Regions from separate parts of the Homo sapiens genome. Here region 2 is linked to region 1. The links are chromatin contacts, found by Hi-C or POLR2A ChIA-PET in ENCODE. All regions are on one chromosome and are shown on one strand. The core of a region is the stretch at or near the end of the contact, and the rest is flanking DNA. Distances in the headings are between cores, read along the strand shown.

Region 1 (4,281 bases), core at 1,034-3,533:
AAAAAGAAAGTTGCCCCTCCCACATAAGCCTTACTGGTTCTTTCTGAGACCCAGTGAAACGAGAACAAGTGCAGAAGGGACACAGGATGCTCAGGAAATCCCATAGTGGGCCAGACCCAAGGTCAGCCACCCCAATAAGTCTCAAGAGTCATCCTGTGCGGGAGCTCAAAGCTGTTCTCTGACTTCTGTTGTAAAAGTCAGGTATAGCCCCAGTTTTCTTAGTAGCCATTTGTGGCTCTCATTCATAAATCTGGCTAAAAGATTTCTGAATTCATTTACATTTCCTGCCAGTCCCACCTTTTGGGACTAATGAGTTCCACAAGTTTATAACCTGCTATGTGAAGTAGATTTCCTTTCATTTGCCCTAAACTTACTGCACTCTGTTTTAAAGAGTGCCTTCCTTGTCCTAAGAAGAAAATGTAAACAGAATTATAAGATGAGGACAGATTGGCTAAAGTAAGCAGGGCAGAAAAAGAGCAAAGGTGTTACAAGCAACCGCAGACTACCTTAAATCCATAGTGTAGTTTTAAAAGGCAAACATGGCTGGAATGCATGATCCAGAGGGGAGCTGGGTGTGTTACACAACAATAGCTCCATTGTTCTTAGCACTTGTTAGACCCTTGCAGGGGCTCTGCATTTTGCCTGAGGCTCTACTGCTCAAATGAAAGGGAGAGCTTGAATATTTAGCAGATATTAAGAAAACGGATTAAAATACTGGAAGTAAAAGTAAACAAATTTGGATGTCTCAGGGTATACAAGAGAAAGTTATTCTATATAAAAATAGTAGGATACTATCTATAAAGTGAAAAATAGTTGTTTTACATTTGAATTAAAGCACAAAGAGGAGTCAAAATGCATCAGATGATGATTTAGCTTTGCTATAAGAAGGAACTTCCTGACACCTATTATTATATGTAAGACCAAGTGGAGATAGAAAACTTTGCATTTTATTTTGTTTTGAATGTTCATAATTCCAAATTGATTTGGGGTTCATCTTACCTTTGTACATCCCTCAGTGGATTATAAAGATAGCTAAATGAGTTATTTACCCAGAGGGATATGGTAATATTGAATTAGGCATCTTACAAAATAAATTTGTGATGAAAATACTAATATGTACACTTTTAAAAATTATAAGGAAACAACTAATTTTTTTAAAAAAATCAATTTTAGTGTGCTAAAGTAGACTAAATAGTAGACTAAACTATCTGTTGCATTTTTTTCCTCCAAGGTCATAGTATACAGTTGATTATAGGAAAGTCTTGTGTTTTAATGGAAAATAGGGCAAAGGTTATGTGCAACAGGAATCCAGTCATGTGGAGCTTGCAGAACGCAGGTTAGGCTCATAAAACTGCTCATTAAAATGCTGTGTTCTGAAGCAAAAGCAAATAAATGAGCTCAGGGAAAAGAGCCGCAGAAAATTGTCTAGAAATATTTCCATGAAAGACTGTGAAAATAGTCCTTCCCAGTCATAAGAAACGTGCAGATATTGCTTATACAAATAGCCCACACTTAAAAGACTTTTAAATACCTTCCCTGAAATGCTGGTTTTGACCTTCTGCCAAGAGCTACTTAAGGTTTTTTTTTTTTTATTTTTCTGAATAGACTGTATGATGAGTAAAAAATAAAAAGGCATATACACCAGAAGCTTTTAAAACAACATGAGAAGAACAGTTTGGTTATTACTCCCTACTCCAAATTGTAGTTTAAACTTAGCAAGTTCACAAGTTCTACAATGGTTTTAAATGCCAATCTCAAATTAAAGAAATTAAGACAAAAAAAATCTTCAAGATTTATAGGGCTCCCTGATTCTCTACATTTTACTATCTTACAGTAGAGAAAACATAGATTGAGGAATCTAAAAAAAAAGTAATAGTTATGGCTTGCTGGCAAAATAATGAACAGCAAGAAGATTTCTAAGAAGACAGCCCCAAAGCAATTCAGACAGACCATGCTTACACAACGGCTGGCTGGTCTATGCGGCCTCAAGCCAAAAACAACAGCCAGCAGCTCCCATCACTTAGAAAGGAAACTGCACTACTTGATGCTGATTAAATGTGTGTGTGTGTGTGTGTGTGTGTGTGTGTGTGTGTTTTGTGGGAGTTGTTCAGATGCCCATCTGATTTTCAGTATAAATTCAGTGATGCCCCAGGCCCCGTCTGAGCCACCAGAGGGGCAACCAGGTGAAATCTCACCATGCTAAGTGATTAACCAGAGTGAAGCCAGCTCACAGAAAACAGACTGCTCCAGAAAGAAGCACAAGTAATGAGTCATGTGGTCTGAAATCATACCGACTACTCTGTCTGTGGCTTTTTTTTCCTTGCACCATTTCCACAGTGTGTTAGAATCAGGAAGGGAGACCCGGAAAGGAGTCAAATATGAGCATGGAAATTTTATGTGCTTTTTATTATCTTAAGTAAAAAGAATTACCAGTGGCAACATTCCCTTTATACTTCTACAACTTATTTTATCTCAAGAAAAGCAGTCTGGAGCTGGCTTGTGAGAAGCAATGAATCAAACTGAGAGAGACTCCTTCTAAAAGCCAGGCTGGATCACAGCAGGCTTCTGGCCAACATTTACTCTGCTGTTTCAGTCAGGTTTCACTGCTGTTGTTGCTGTTTCATTCTGGTGGGGGAGGGAGCTGACTGAGAGTCTTGTAGAGATTTGGCTAAAATAAAAATAGAGCTATTTTACAAAGCTAAACCAACTCACATCCTGTGAGATAGCCTAGATGTTTGATAAACCACATCTTGGCAACAACAGCTCATCTCTGAGTTAGCTGTAAAAAGGGATTTTCCTAATTCATCCAGCTCTAAACAAAATAACCCGCTCTTCTTTCTTCCCACTGGTGTTTGACATACCTTATTCAGGAATAATTATTTCTTTTACTTTAGTAGATTTTAAAAGCTAGCATTGTTCTTTCCATAGTGGTCATTTACATTTTTACCTACGCACACACACATATACACACGCGCACATTCTTGCACAAGTTAGCAAGATTTAAAGCCTCTCATTTTTTATTCTTGAAGTCCCGAAAGGGAAACTGCTATTCATGTGCCAAAGAACACAGCCATTCATTATTATTTTTTCTTTATTTCTCTCTGTATACCCTCCCAATAGGATTAAAAGCGGTCTGGGATGTAGGGTATGAAGGCAGAAGAAGGAGAGGAGTGGGAGGTAGGAAAAGATGGCATTTTAATAGCCTCTACCACACTGATTCAGCACAGTAGGAACCTTGTGCTTCAGACTCAAACTGTTTCCTTCCTGTTCAGCATTGCACTTGGCCCACTTTTCCTGAAGCCATGCATTGATGTCTGTGGACAGAACTGGAGGTAACATATAAATGGCCTTTCTTAGAATATGGGAGGATGGAGAGGTCTAAGGAAGCTATCATTAACACTATCTTTGATTTGTAAAATAATTTTCATCTTGAAATAATTTGTCTTATTAAAAGGTTGAAAATTAATACAAAGAATTCCTGTACATCCTTCACCCAGATTCTTCGAATGTTAGTATCTTACAAAACTACACAACAATGATCAAGATAAGGAAATTGACATTGTAATACTATGACCCAGGATCTAATCCTCAATCATGTATTACATTTAGTTATGCCTCTTTAGTCTCCTTTAATTTGGAGCAATACCTCAGTCTTTTTTCATCTTTTATGACCCTAATAATTTTGTACAGTATTGACCAGTTATTTTGTACAGTGTCCTTCAATTTGATGTTTCCTCGTTATTAATTTCAGGTTGTGCATTTTTAGCAAAAACACGCCACATAAATGGTGTGTCTTTCTCAGTGCATTACATCAGGAGACATGTGATGTCGATCTGTCTCATTACTAGTGATGTTAACTTTGATCATTTGGTTAAGATGGTGTCTTCCAGGTTTCTCCACTGTAAAGTTTCTATTTTTTCTCCTTTGAAATTAATAAGTATCTTGCGGGTGATATTTGAGGCTATGTGAATATCCTGTTTCTCATCATACTTTTACCTACTCATTTTAACATCCATTGATGATTCTTAAGAGAAACTATTACTGTGATGTTTTGCAAATGGTGATTTTTAAATTTTGATCTTCTCTTCTAAATTAATTAATTATGAGGAACAGCTTTCCCTTCTCCTTCATATAATTACTCATTCAACTGTTTATTTATGTAAGTATGGATTCTTATTTTATTCTATGGATTATAATCCATTACTGTCATTATTTTATTTCTGAAATTGTCCCAGATTTAGTCATTGGGAGCCTCCTGTAATTTGCCTCTTGTATCTTTTT
Region 2 (4,281 bases), core at 898-3,397, 340 kb before region 1:
CTGTGCCAGGAATGGGGAACATGCAGAAAAGGACCCTAATCTCCTGGGGATTTAATTCTAGTATAATTGCATATCCTCATCCTCAGTCTCCACCAAGGTCTGTCTTCAGATGGCCAGCTGGTAGAATGTTATTTCCCCTGGTGGGGAAAGAAGGAAAAACCCAGGCTCTACATTACTCTTATCCTTTAAAACCTTGCTACTCAAAGTGTGGTCCCCAACTAGCAGTATTAGCCTCAACTGGAACTTACTAGAAGTGCAGTATCTCAGGTCCCATCCTAGGCCAACTGAACCAGAAACTGCATTTTAATAAGACCCAGAGATGATTCTTATAAACCAAAATGTTCATACATGTTGAGGTGCACTGCCTTGGAATTCTCTACTGAATGCACTCGCATAGGTATTACATCAATTATGTGATAAGAAAAATTTGAAGAGTAGAAAGGAGTGAACTAACTTCATGTTTTCCTTTTGCTAAAGGACAAAATATCAATTGATTACATGAATGATAACATGAACTGTAGTAAAAAAAATCTAGATTAATGAGTCTGATCACTTACAAATTTATAGAACACAGGCTGATCTGAAATAAACGTGATAATCATTTGCTGAGATTTTGCGCTGTCATACACATTCAAAAGGCAATATTTAAAATGATTTAAGTAGATATGTTTAAAAGGGTAGACTCTGAGGTTAGATTTTCTGATTTCTAAGCCTGTTACTCTATCGCCAGCTGTGTTTCCTGGGCTAATTTGCTTGGCCTCTCTTAAGTTTCAGTTTCTTCTTCTGTACAATAGGAATAATAATACTAGTACTTATTTCACAAGTTTATTGTAAGAACAAAATGAGGCAATGTTTATAAAGAAGTAAGCATAGTGTTGGTACAATATGGTTGTCTTATAGTATACTGAATTGCATATAGTAAGAATTCAGTAAATGCTGTATTACTATTATTTCAATCAACATTCAATTTATCCAACAAATATTTTACTTATAGTATACAATAATATAGAAAAATCAGGATGGAGTATGAGGAGCCTACTTAGATAAGCAGGTCAGTCAAGTCCTCTTCGGGGAGAGGAAATTTACATGGAAACCTGGAGAATGAGAAGTAGCCAGTCACATAATGAGCGATAAAAATCAAGTGGGTGAAGAGAAGAGCTGCTCAAGACGGGTCAAAATCAGGCAGGGCATCATATTCCAGAAGAGGGGTTTGGATCATTTTCATAATCATTGTGAAGCTACTGAATGCTTTTGGACAAAGGAGTGAGTTAAATAGAAATGTGTGTTGGGGCTCCAGTGGGGACAAGGGTCTAGAAAATGTTCCCAAGACATATGAAGATGTATCAACATATTGTCAGTTTCTAAGGAATTGTTACTCAAATAGTCTGACTTGAGGTTTCCTGCCAAAGTGGAAAATCCTCCTCCCATGTCCTCCCACCCTTCATTTTGCTACTCGGCCCCTTCTCATTTAACACTTCCAGAGCCCAGCCCACACGTCAGTTTCTTTGTGAAACTTGTCTTTGTGAAACTCTGGCTTATGTCCGCTCTGTTCAGGGCTCTTTTTTGGGATCACTCAGAGCACCTGGCACATGCCTCTGGAGTAGAGCCTGTAGCTCATGCAACTGTAAATAGCTGCAATTCCTTTCTCTCTGCCATACTCGTATAAGGCTAAATATACCCTTTCCAGCTTTGAAGTCTTAGCAACTATTATAAAGTGGGGACACTGGCACATAGTGAGCACTCAGTACATGTTATTTTGAATAAATGACCTAATATTTGTTTACCATTTCTTTCCTTACTACAAAAATTGTGCCTAATTCAACTTCTGCATGTCAATGGCAAACTGAGGACCCTGAAACTTGGAGTTTTCTTGAGAAAATTATCTCTTTTAGTGACAATCCCCTGGAAGATAAAGATCTCAATTTGCAATATATCTAACAAAGTGGACATGTATTTTGCTCACTTTTTTTTTTTATCTTCAGCTAAGGATTATTACCATAGGAACCATAGAAGAATTTCTATACTACCAGTGCTGTGTTCTGTTTTTCTTAGACTTTCCTTTCTGTAGCCCTCTGCGGTGCTTCTCATCTACAGAGGGGAAACTGAAGCACAGGAAAAGCCGGCCACACAATGAGTCAGTGATCAGACAAGGCTTCCTGTGAGAGAATTTCTCCGGAGGCATCTCTGAGGCAGACACACTCACCCCTGACACTACCTCACCTTCCATGCTCTCTCTCTCTTATGTATCCTCCCAGGTACAGCTTTAACTCTTCCCTCATCCTATCAGTCCTGGCCTGTGTTCTTGGCCACCCCAGAAAACCCAGTTACCTCACCTCTGACCCCTCATCTGGACCAAACCTCCTATGCTGTCCCCTGTCCTTATCCTCCCTCAGAACTAGTCACTCTTCCTTGTCACCATTGCCTTCCTGCCACCTTCCCCCATCTGGGCACAGATACCTTGAAGGCCTGCTCTTTGAAACAAATAAAGAACCTCAAGTTGACAAAGAACCCGAAGGATCACCAAATACCACTCCAAAGGTATTTTCCAGAGTACCTTCTGGATCAACCAATTTGTGCTAATGGGAGGTTAAAGGAAAGGAGGAAAGGCCTAAACTGGAAGGAGCCAAAATAAAGTACCCTTTCAACTTTCAGAGTGATATAACTGCTGTATCTGCTTAGTCAAGACCAGCATGCTAGCATGTTCACTGGTAGAGTTGGAATTCATCTCTACCAAAACTTTTCTTGGGCCTGAGAGGACAGGAGAGAAGAAATTCCCTTACTGATGAATCTGTAACATACATCCTTGCCAGAGAGTATTCAGGTTTAGGCAACCTAAAACTTAAACAATTTTGGTGGCATCTTTTAGAAAAAAGAATATTACAAATTACAAATACAAAATTAGGTACCAATGTGAGCATTTATTTAGAATAAGAAGAGAAATCATAACAAATTGCACATTTTTAAAAAGCTGATGAATACCATTTATGGTATCATCACAAAATTCACGGCCTTCCAGGCCCAGAGTAGTGAGGAGCTCTGAAGTTTGTTTCACTGGCATATGAAACTCTGACATCAACTCTGGAGTTCTTTTTCTCTTTCATTTCCTGCCTATATTTTTTGAAAGGTTATCTGTCCTCATCTCCCCTGTTTTGTCACCACTGAATCACTCCCTGTATGTAGGCACTTAGTTCCAGTCCACATCACCTCAATGAAACAATTGTCTCCAATGTTCCCAGTGGTTCCTGGTCCCCAAATCAGAGCCCTCATGCTCCTATCTCTCATTAGCCGTAGGCACTCATCACCATGTTTTCCTTCCAAAATTTAATCTGCCTTGGCATGCAAGAGCCTATATTGTCACAATTTTTCTATGGCATGTGTTAATCTTTCTTTTTCATTGGTTTTACATCCTCTTTCCATTCACCAATCAGGTATAATCCAAGGCTCTATCCTCAACCTTTTTTGCTCTTGTCACTCCACATGTTTCTCCATCACCTCTCAAATCTTCAAACATACAGGTAATTCCCCAATTGCCTCTCTGGCCCTGACATCTCTCCTGTGTGTCAGTCCTACCAATTTCACAGAACACCTCCCTGTTAAAGTACCCCTGGACCTCAAACTCAGTGTGCTCAGAACCAAACCAACTGCACTCACTCCTAAACTGGATATGGCCCTCACTACATACTGAAACTCACTGTTTCTAACGTTAAACACTTCATTCTTCCCCCTAATTAGCTGCTTATCAGAAACTCCTCCTTTCTGTTAAAGGTTTGACCTAAGTGGATGATACTCAGTCATAATCTCAGCATAGGAAATGACACTGTCTTTCTTTTGTCTTTTCTGCCTAAAGAAATTCACTCGGGTTTCTTCCTCATGAGAACAGGAAGTTGCTCTGAAGGGCTGCCTGAGAGGAAGAGCGTCGGCAACCCACTAGGTAAGGTCTGGTTTAAATTTAATTCTCTGTTTGTCTCCAAGACAGCCCACCACAAGACTTAACTCAGCCTAATATTCAGTCAATAGAGATGATGATTGCAAAGTCAGAAGGCCTCCTTGGCAGCATCCTAGAGACTCTTACTTCCTAAAGCTGGAAGGCAAAAAAAAACTCTGAGGATCAGTTCTAGGTCTTAATGACAGGTTAGTAGACTCCAGGGAAATTTAAATCCTCAACTTTGGCAAGTCTGCTTTGTCAGAAGAAGGACCCTAGTTGAAAAACAATGGTACCTTGAGACTTGGAAATAGGACATTTGGGTCAATATACTCAAAAACCTTGAAACACCAAATTCA

Evidence for each region. Hi-C counts contacts between places; a loop is a spot of excess contacts on that map. ChIA-PET counts read pairs that join two places held with the same protein, here RNA polymerase II (POLR2A). Pooled maps may share reads with other maps.
Region 2: a map of natural killer cell shows a loop between it and region 1 (3-fold over the local background). The contact joins two enhancer-like sites. A Hi-C loop is called at or near these places in 1 of 168 maps with a recorded cell type or tissue (natural killer cell) and 8 of 50 pooled maps. POLR2A ChIA-PET finds 5 or more read pairs at or near these places in 1 of 52 experiments (activated CD4-positive, alpha-beta T cell).

The regions. Positions count from the first base shown.
Region 1 is chr1:172,356,938-172,361,218 of GRCh38, reverse strand. The region is part of intron 17 of DNM3 (dynamin 3); the gene reads right to left. Among named protein-coding and RNA genes, the nearest start is that of C1orf105, 62 kb to the left of the region's middle. RefSeq lists enhancers at 219-845, 2,326-2,405. Within about 2 kb of position 2,283, at least 36 of the 41 ENCODE cell types and tissues checked have a DNase peak (open chromatin) inside an H3K27ac peak, as active enhancers do; they include natural killer cell, where a contact is called at or near this core.
Region 2 is chr1:172,697,242-172,701,522 of GRCh38, reverse strand. No RefSeq gene overlaps it. Among named protein-coding and RNA genes, the nearest start is that of FASLG, 40 kb to the right of the region's middle. Within about 2 kb of position 2,147, at least 7 of the 41 ENCODE cell types and tissues checked have a DNase peak (open chromatin) inside an H3K27ac peak, as active enhancers do; they include natural killer cell, where a contact is called at or near this core.